2 separate regions of the Mus musculus genome follow, and region 2 is linked to region 1. The links are chromatin loops, found by intact Hi-C in ENCODE. Cell type or tissue: heart. All regions are shown on one strand.

What was found. Hi-C counts contacts between places; a loop is a spot of excess contacts. Peaks named below come from ENCODE experiments on the same cell type or tissue, not always from the same donor. Only the 100,000 strongest peaks of a DNase experiment are listed, where the experiment ranks them.
Region 2: it touches region 1 in a loop (3-fold over the local background); 4 of 42 quality-filtered maps call a loop at or near these places.

Annotation. Positions count from the first base shown.
Region 1 is chr6:83,911,897-83,915,896 of GRCm38, forward strand. Zfp638 (zinc finger protein 638) reads left to right here and starts at 2,457. Exons shown (of 27, transcript NM_001355286.1): 1 at 2,457-2,583. In heart, no CTCF peak of the experiment used is centred here; a DNase peak (open chromatin) is centred at 2,445; H3K4me3 peaks cover 1,842 bases; H3K27ac peaks cover 1,236 bases.
Region 2 is chr6:83,829,985-83,833,984 of GRCm38, forward strand. Paip2b (poly(A) binding protein interacting protein 2B) reads right to left here and starts at 1,757. Exons shown (of 5, transcript NM_146169.2): 1 at 1,651-1,757; 2 at 1,287-1,344. The coding sequence starts at 1,315. In heart, a CTCF peak has its summit at 1,688; a DNase peak (open chromatin) is centred at 1,897; H3K4me3 peaks cover 1,991 bases; H3K27ac peaks cover 1,676 bases.

The DNA.
Region 1 (4,000 bases):
TGTAAATAGAGAAAATATCTAATAAAAGAAAAATAATTTGAAATTAAAAAAAAACTAGTATTCATAATGACCACAAGTTTGATTGACTACTAACTTGCATTTCTTAATTATCCTAAACAGTTTGTAATAGTAGGTTTTAAGGCCTAGAACTTTACATCACATTTTAAAATGAGTTGCAATGGTACAATACCTTAAACAGGAGTCAAAACATACAGTACATGAAATATATGTAATGAAATAGAACCTTAAATTTCTACCAATATATACAACTCTAAGCCAATCTAAATATTTAGCTTGTTGATGCTCTTTATTTCAAAAGTTGATTCAATAATCTACCCTTTTGTCCTATTATTCCTATATCTCCCCCCTTTTTTTCCATCCCCTCTTCCCCCCCTTCCCCCTAACACTAGGTAGGAGAGAAAAAAGGATAAAGAGAAAAAGAGGAGATCCTTGAATCTAACCTCCTATACTTGGTTTCCTTCCTGATCACGACCATTTACAACTTGTGATCAACCCCCCTTTAATGATGACAAACTTCCATCACCCATGAAATGACCATAAAACCACCCACCCCACCTTTTGGGAGTGAGGCTATCATTCTCTTAAATTGCCTCCAGCTGTCTGGGGTGAGGGCATCCTCTGGGGGCCCTAAGAAAATTGAGATATGGGCCAAGTTCTGGGAAAGCTAGCTTTATCATTTGCTGTCAATCCCTATGTGATGGGAAAGTGCAGAGCATAACTGAAGCTCTGGCTGGAACAATCCTCGAGACTGGACCAATTGAGCTAGCTGTCTGCTGCCAAGCGTGTACCTAAAGCCTTATGGGGGGTTCCCTATGATCTGTTGACTGAGGGAGAGAAGTCTAGGACCTGGCTTACTGGCAGTCCTGAACATTATACCTGCACCACCAAGAAGTGGACAGCTGCAGCATTACAACTCCTTTCTGGATTGTAGTTCATTCCAGAGTCCATATAGACCCATTAAACGTTGTGCTTCTTTCTGGATGGTGGGAGGATCCAGGTACAGTAACTTACCTTTCACCTTGGAAGGAATATCTCTGCTTGCTCCACACCACTGGACTCCTAAAAATTTCACCGAGGAGGATGGTTCTTTAATTTTTATTTTTTTTAATTTGTAATTTCTTGTTTTTTTGTTTGTTTGTTTGTTTTTTTTGTTTTGTTTTTTTTTGTTTTTTGTTTTTTTTTTCAAGACAGGGTTTCTCTGTGTAGCCCTGGCTGTCCTGGAACTCACTCTAGACCAGGCTGGCCTCGAACTCAGAAATCCACCTGCCTCTGCCTCCCAGGTGCTGGGATTAAAGGCAGTTCACCACTGTCCTGCAGTCCTTTAATTTTTTTGAACTAGCTTATATTGGCATAACTGAGTCAATTTAAAAAGATAGAACATTGAAGAAAACAGTTAAAAAAATTTTAGCCCAATCTTTTTCATGGGTAAAATCAATCAGGATTATAGATGTTCACCACTCAGGTAGTTTATTTTTTGAATTCTGAAATGATATAAAAATTTTTCAATATTAGTCTTTTGACTTAAACTTTTTTTTTAGAATTATTTATTTATTTTATGTATATGAGTACACTGTAGCTGTCTTCAGACACACCAGAAGCAGTCATCAGATCCCATTACAGATGGTTGTGAGCCACCATGTGGTTGCTGGAAATTGAACTCAGGACCTCTGGAAGAGCAGCTAGTGCTCTTAACAGCTGAGCCATCAATCAGTTCAGCCCTTAACTTTTATTCCTTTCTAATTTCCCATTTTATTATTCTATCTATTTTGTGTTGTTTGAGACAGGGATGTGTAGCTTTGGTTGTCCTGGAACATCTTCTGTAGACCAGGCTGGCTTCTTTCCCAGATTTCTGCCTGCATCTTGCCTGTCAAGTGCTGAGATTAAAGGCCTGTACCAACACTGCACGGTGTAATTTCCCATTTAAGAGGTGGGAGATAAGGGCTGGAGAGATGGCTCAGTGGTTAGGAGCACTGACTGCTATTCTGAAGCTCACGAGTTCAAATCCCAGCAACTACATGGTGACTCACAACCATTCCTAATCTGGGGTGCCTGAAGACAGCTACAACGTACTTGGGTGTGGAGGCACACACTTATAATTCCAACAGTTGGAAGGCAGAAGCAGGTGGGATCTATGTGAGTTCAAAGTTCCAGACCTTTTCTTTAAAAAGGGGGCGATGGGAGTGAGCAGTAAAAGCGAGAATATGTTAATAAGTGAATGTTACGTTGTGATACTGAGGGAATAGTAATCAGAGAAGGCTTCATGGAAGAGAAGAGGGATGGTTTGCAGGTTCTAAAATCTTGAGTGATGTTACCCAGACCGCTGCAGGTGTAGGACCAGCCATAGCTGGCGATCGCCCCCTTCTGGCAGAGGGCGGCCTTGTCCCCCGACAGCGTCTCTGGAGAACGCGGAGCCTGAGGCACGCAGGCGCAGTGAGCGGACGAGGGCTTTAGGCGAAGATGCGCATGCGTGTAGTCCCATGGAGGCGGTAGCTGCTTCATCGCGGTGACTGGAGGCCGAGTGCTAAACTGTGTGGGGCACGGATGGGATCCAGCTGTTAGTCGGTAGGCATAGGTAGGGCCGCTGCCTTGCGGGGAGCCGGGGACTGGAAGGCAGAGGTCCTTAGCGCAGGCCCCGAGCGGTCCCTGCCAGGTCGCGGTCGACTATTGTATGTGTCGCAGCCGCTGCGTACAAGATGGCGGCGGCGGGGCGGGTGGAGCTGAGGGACCCCGGGTGGGCCTCGGCCGTGGCCTGTTTCCCCTCGCCACTCGCCGACCGCGCCGTCGCGCCGCAGTGCCCGTGGGCGCAGCCGCCGGATGCTGCTGCTCTGAGGAGGAGCGGGCGGCGCCCTCGGGGAGTCCGGCTGCCCCTTCCCCAGCGCCGCGGGTCTGCCGCTCCCCAGGCCTGACAGCTAGCGGGAAGACCGCCGCGTGCCCGAGCGCCTTTCGGAGCCCCGCGGGCCGCGTGCGCCCTTAGTCGGGCTGGAAGAGCTTCCTTGCAGGGGGCTGGGAGCGGGGTGTGCGGGCTGTTGTGGGCCAAGCGCCCCAGTGAGCACCGAAGCCGAGATTGTCGGCCCTGGGATGTCGTCGAAAATGGCGGTGACACTTCCACATTCTTAGAGGAGTCGTGAACACTGATGTGGGGATACATGCTTGTGTTGGTGTGGTTCCTAGCTTGGGGAAGAGCGGAGAGGTCTGTACACCGACTCTCATCCCCGAGGATGTGCCAGACGTCCTTTGTTGTTTGAAGTAATTGCCTATGAGGGAGTCTCAGTATTACAAAATCTTTGAGCTTGACAGTGATTGTAGCCTCGAGCTATTTAATATTAAAATTACCCTTTGGCAGTTTGGGAATTCTGGAAGGCGCACTCAATGTGAAAAGTTCTGAAGAAAAGCTTCTTACCAGGATCCACCCGACCATGTGGAGTCAATCTTTCCTAACCAGTTTGGAAATTGTTCACTCTCACATAAAATTCTCCCTCTCTTCATTTTGTGTATGATGGGTTAACTTGTTTTTCAGGGGAGTTGTGTTTACTGCTTAATTTTAGAAATTTAAAATGACAGACTGGAAAAAGATTACAAGAAAAATTAATGTAAAGCTGTTAACACAGAAAAATAAAGTTGTTTATTACATTTTTTCAAAATGTTATTAATGATTATACACTTAAGATTTAGTGGGCTCAAGCTGCTTTACAAATTTTGACTTTTATATTTCCATATTCTGTAATGTGTACTTTCATATTTGTAGAATCCAAAATGTAATATACTAAAATATGCTAGACCATTCCCCGCCTTATCATTTGTGTAGGAACCAATGGGTAAAGATAAAACAGTTGAAAGAAATTACAAAAATCTCCTTCATTTGTTTTGATTAGCTGGTTTTCAAATGTGTTCATGACACATACATAACCTTGTACATTGAATACGTTGTAGTTTTCTGCATTTGTTATGGAATGTGCTTTTTACCATAAATTCTAGTTCT
Region 2 (4,000 bases), 82 kb before region 1:
ACATGGAGGATAGGGCTTCTCTCCAGTCCCACATCCTGAACAGCAGAAGTCTCTGTGCATTTAATTCTTGGCTTATAGGTCTCTCCTCTACTAAACTTTAAGATCAAAGGAAGGAAGCACAAGCTACCATCTTCTAAATTTCCAAACAAGTGATCACTAAGCACAGATTTATCAAAGACATGGTAGGTACATTTGATTTTCAAATGCAGACTTACAACAGTTTACTATAGTGACCAACTCAGAGATCGTACTATAGTGACCAACTCAGAGATCGTATTTTACCCATGACTTAGACAACTGCTATAATTGACAAAAATCACAACAGTTTTAAGATTCCGCTCTTTCCAGTGTGAAAAATATGGCACAAACATAAGGCCTGCGAGGCAATGCTGTCACCTATGAGGAAAGACTGATTTTAATTTCCTCTAACAGACTTCTTTCTCTACTACGACAAAAATCTTACCACAGCAAAACACAAGGAACTATATACTGTTATGTGCTACAAATTGGATAAGAAAAATAGTAAAGTAAAGCTTACAAACTCCACAACAGTGAATCTGATGCTAAACTACGACTTAATTTTCCTTTTTGAAAACCAAGAAAAACAATTCCAGATATAAAGCCAAGAAAATGACAACATGAGAACAATGCAATTTTGGATATGGATAGATATCTTATTCTTTCTCCCTTTCTGCCTAAAGTACTAGACGTATTCCAATACTCAATGTCCTCTGGCTTCCAAAATAAAACCCCTATTGTCTAATACTCCTCAACTTCTAAAATCTCAGTTAAAACTATGAGTGATAAGCTAATTTATTCGCAGTAAACGTCTGGCATATTTTTATTTGGGTTTGAGACAGTGTGGAAGGCCATCTAGAAACATATGGTTAGAACCACCACAGGAAGCCAAACACTGCCATACTATGAGGTATAAACAAATAAATTCTCTGTAAAGATAATGCTGAAGGTCGCCTCTGGGCTGTTGTAATTCTCTCAGAGGCTGTGTGTGATAATCACATATATCCCGTATCTTACGGACGTCCGGGATGACCAGGCCCTTCCTCATAGTGTAAATTAGTGCTCTAAGCTGGGTCAGAATCCCGTTCCATCCCGTTCCACGTAACAGATTTCAAATTGGTTGCTGCTGGCAAGCCTTTCCACCTGCATTTTCAGCAGTTTTGAGCAAAAGCACTTTATGAGGACAATGATTCTAGAAGAAGAGTGGGATTAGATGGCATTGAAGGGGAGGCAGAGAGAGTTTAAGCAAGCCCATTGCAGTTCCGAACCTTGCGGAGCCTGTGTTCAGCGTCGTCATCTGCCTCTCGCCTTCACCCTTCCAGGTGCCTACAAAAAGCAAAGTGAGAGGTGTTAGTTTCCGGGGGAAATGAGGCTGAAATCCTGAGGTTGAGAGTGAACGTCTCAGAAGGCGAGAGAGAGGAGGGGCGCCAGGAGGCGGCAGGTCATACGTAGCAAGGATGGTGAAAAGGGATGAGGTGAGAGGAGCTGGCCCGCGAGCGCCAGAGCGTCGGACGGCCTGGGCCCGGGCCGCGCTGGGAAGGGGCTGTGCGCGCTCCCGGGCAGCCCGCGGGTAGAGGGGCTGTGCGCAGTCCCGGGTGGCCAGACGATCCCAGCCCCGACGCCTCAACCCACCTGGCCGCGCGGACAACGCCGCCCCGAGGTCCGCACCACAGCACAGCGCCGCCTCCTAAGAGCGCGAGCCTCGGCGCACAAACGCTCGAGGTACCTCGGCCTCACACGCGCGTCTCGCCCCGCCCCCCAGCGCCATTCATTGGCTGCCGGACAACGCCCCGTCCATCTATTGGACAGCAGAGAATGCCGCTCACTTACCTGGTTTTGATTGGTCTAAATGTGAAACAATGCCCGCCCAGCTCTTTCAGAAGTTCCAGTTTTTGATTGGTCTTAGCGTCTGTCCATTCGCTCCGCCCTCGATGGAGACTCCCAGCTCTGATTGGCTGAAGAAGCATTGGTCACGCCTAGATTTCCAGGCCAAGGATGAATCACCTCCATGTTGGGGAGGAGCCAGAGTGCAAGGACTCCGGGTTTGTTTACAAAGGCTTCTGCTCCCGCTTCATCCATTGGCTAAGCTGGAAGCCTGTGTCACTTGTCTAGATCACTTTAGAAAAGGGAGTAGGATTCAGGGATTTCCTCATCTGTCCATTAGTTAGAGATGAGTTTTGAGAGCGGGAATTTGCTTCTGTGTTAAGTCGTGAGGTTAAAAATTAGGACTATTTGGGAGATTGGAAGAACAGAAAGGGTTGCTTCCACGTTTTTAGAAACAAATTTGACATTTTCAGTCCCAGCAGGCTCAAGATTGAGGCAGGAAAATCACAAATTCCTCAGGGCCAGCTTGAGCTCATATTGCGACCAAGTCTCAGAAAAACAAGACACACACTCACATTCACACACACACACACACACACACACACTTGTTCTGTCCTTTGGGTTTAAGATACCTTGTATTAGTTAGTTTTATGTGTCAACTTGACACAAGCTGGAGTTATCACAGAGAAAGGAGCTTCACTTGAGGAAATGCCTCCATGAGATCCGGCTGTAAGTCATTTTGTCAATTAGTGATCAGGGTGGGAGGACCTGTTGTGGGTGCTGCCATACCTAGGCTAGTAGTCCTGGGTTCTGTAAGAAAGCAAGCTGAGCAAGCCAGGGAAAGCAATCCAGTAAGTAACATCCCTCCATGACCTCTGCACCAGCTCCTGCTTGCTGACCTGCTTGAGTTCCAGTCCTGATTTCCTTTGGTGATGAACAGCAATGTGGAAGTGTAAGCTGAATAAACCCTTTCCTCCCCAATTTGCTTCTTGGCCATGATGTTTGTGCAGGAATACAAACCCTAACTAAAACAATATCCAAATTTTAAGTTATGTCCATAAAAAGAAGATAGGATATTGATGGCTGGAGTGGTGGATCAACAGTTAAGAGCATTTGCTGCTATTGCAGAAGACAGGTTCAGTTTTCAGCACCTCATGGTGGCTTACAACCACCAGTAACTCTAGCTCCAGGGAATTAGATGCCCTCTTCTGGCCTCCAGAGTACTGAATCCATATACATACTTGAAGTTAAAACACTCGTGCACATAAATCTTTTTATTAAAGTGGAATTAAAAATAAAAAAACTTCTCATACATCTGTCTTCTCCTACCCACTGTGCTAATTACAATCACAACACAAAATATAGGTTTAGTAAACAAGTAGTTATATAATGAAAATATGTAGATAAATTCACTGTCTAACATTAACTTTTTCCTCCTCCCTCCTAAAGGAATATTCTCCCATAATTGGTCCTTTAGGTACTCCAGGTCTATCACCCACTGTTTTTCTCAATGAATCTACTTTGTTTGTTTGTTTGTTTGTTTTCGAGACAGGGTTTCTCTGTGTAGCTCTGGCTGTCCTGGAACTCACTTTGTAGACCAGGCTGGCCTCGAGCTCAGAAATCCGCCTGCCTCTGCCTCCCAAATGCTGGGATTAAAGGCGTGCGCCACCACTGCCCGGCTGTGAATCTACTTCTAATGGATGGATGTTTTTAATGGTACACATTTGTTTGTTTGTGTGTGTGGTAGTGTGAGGAAGTCAGAGGAAACCTCATAGGAATCAGTTATTTCCTTTGACTATGTAGGTGCTGCGAAACTACCAAGTGGCAAGGCTCAGTAGCAGACACCTTTACCTCTGAGCTTCTTGAGGGCCCAAACTCTCTACTCGTGTGTGTGTGTGTGTGTGTGTGTGTGTGTGTGTGTGTGTGTGTGTGTTTAATTTGTGTTTATGTGTGTATCTGTGTGTAGGGATAGGTACACATGGGTACAGGTGCCCATGGAGGCCAAGGGCGTTGGATGCCCCTGGATCTAAAGTACTAGGCAGTTGTGAGCTGCCTAACGTGCTGGGAATAAGACTCAGGTCCTCTGCAAGAGCAGTGAGTGCTTTTAACTGTTGCATCTCCAGCCCATAGGACATGACTTTTTTTCTGTGCTTTCTTT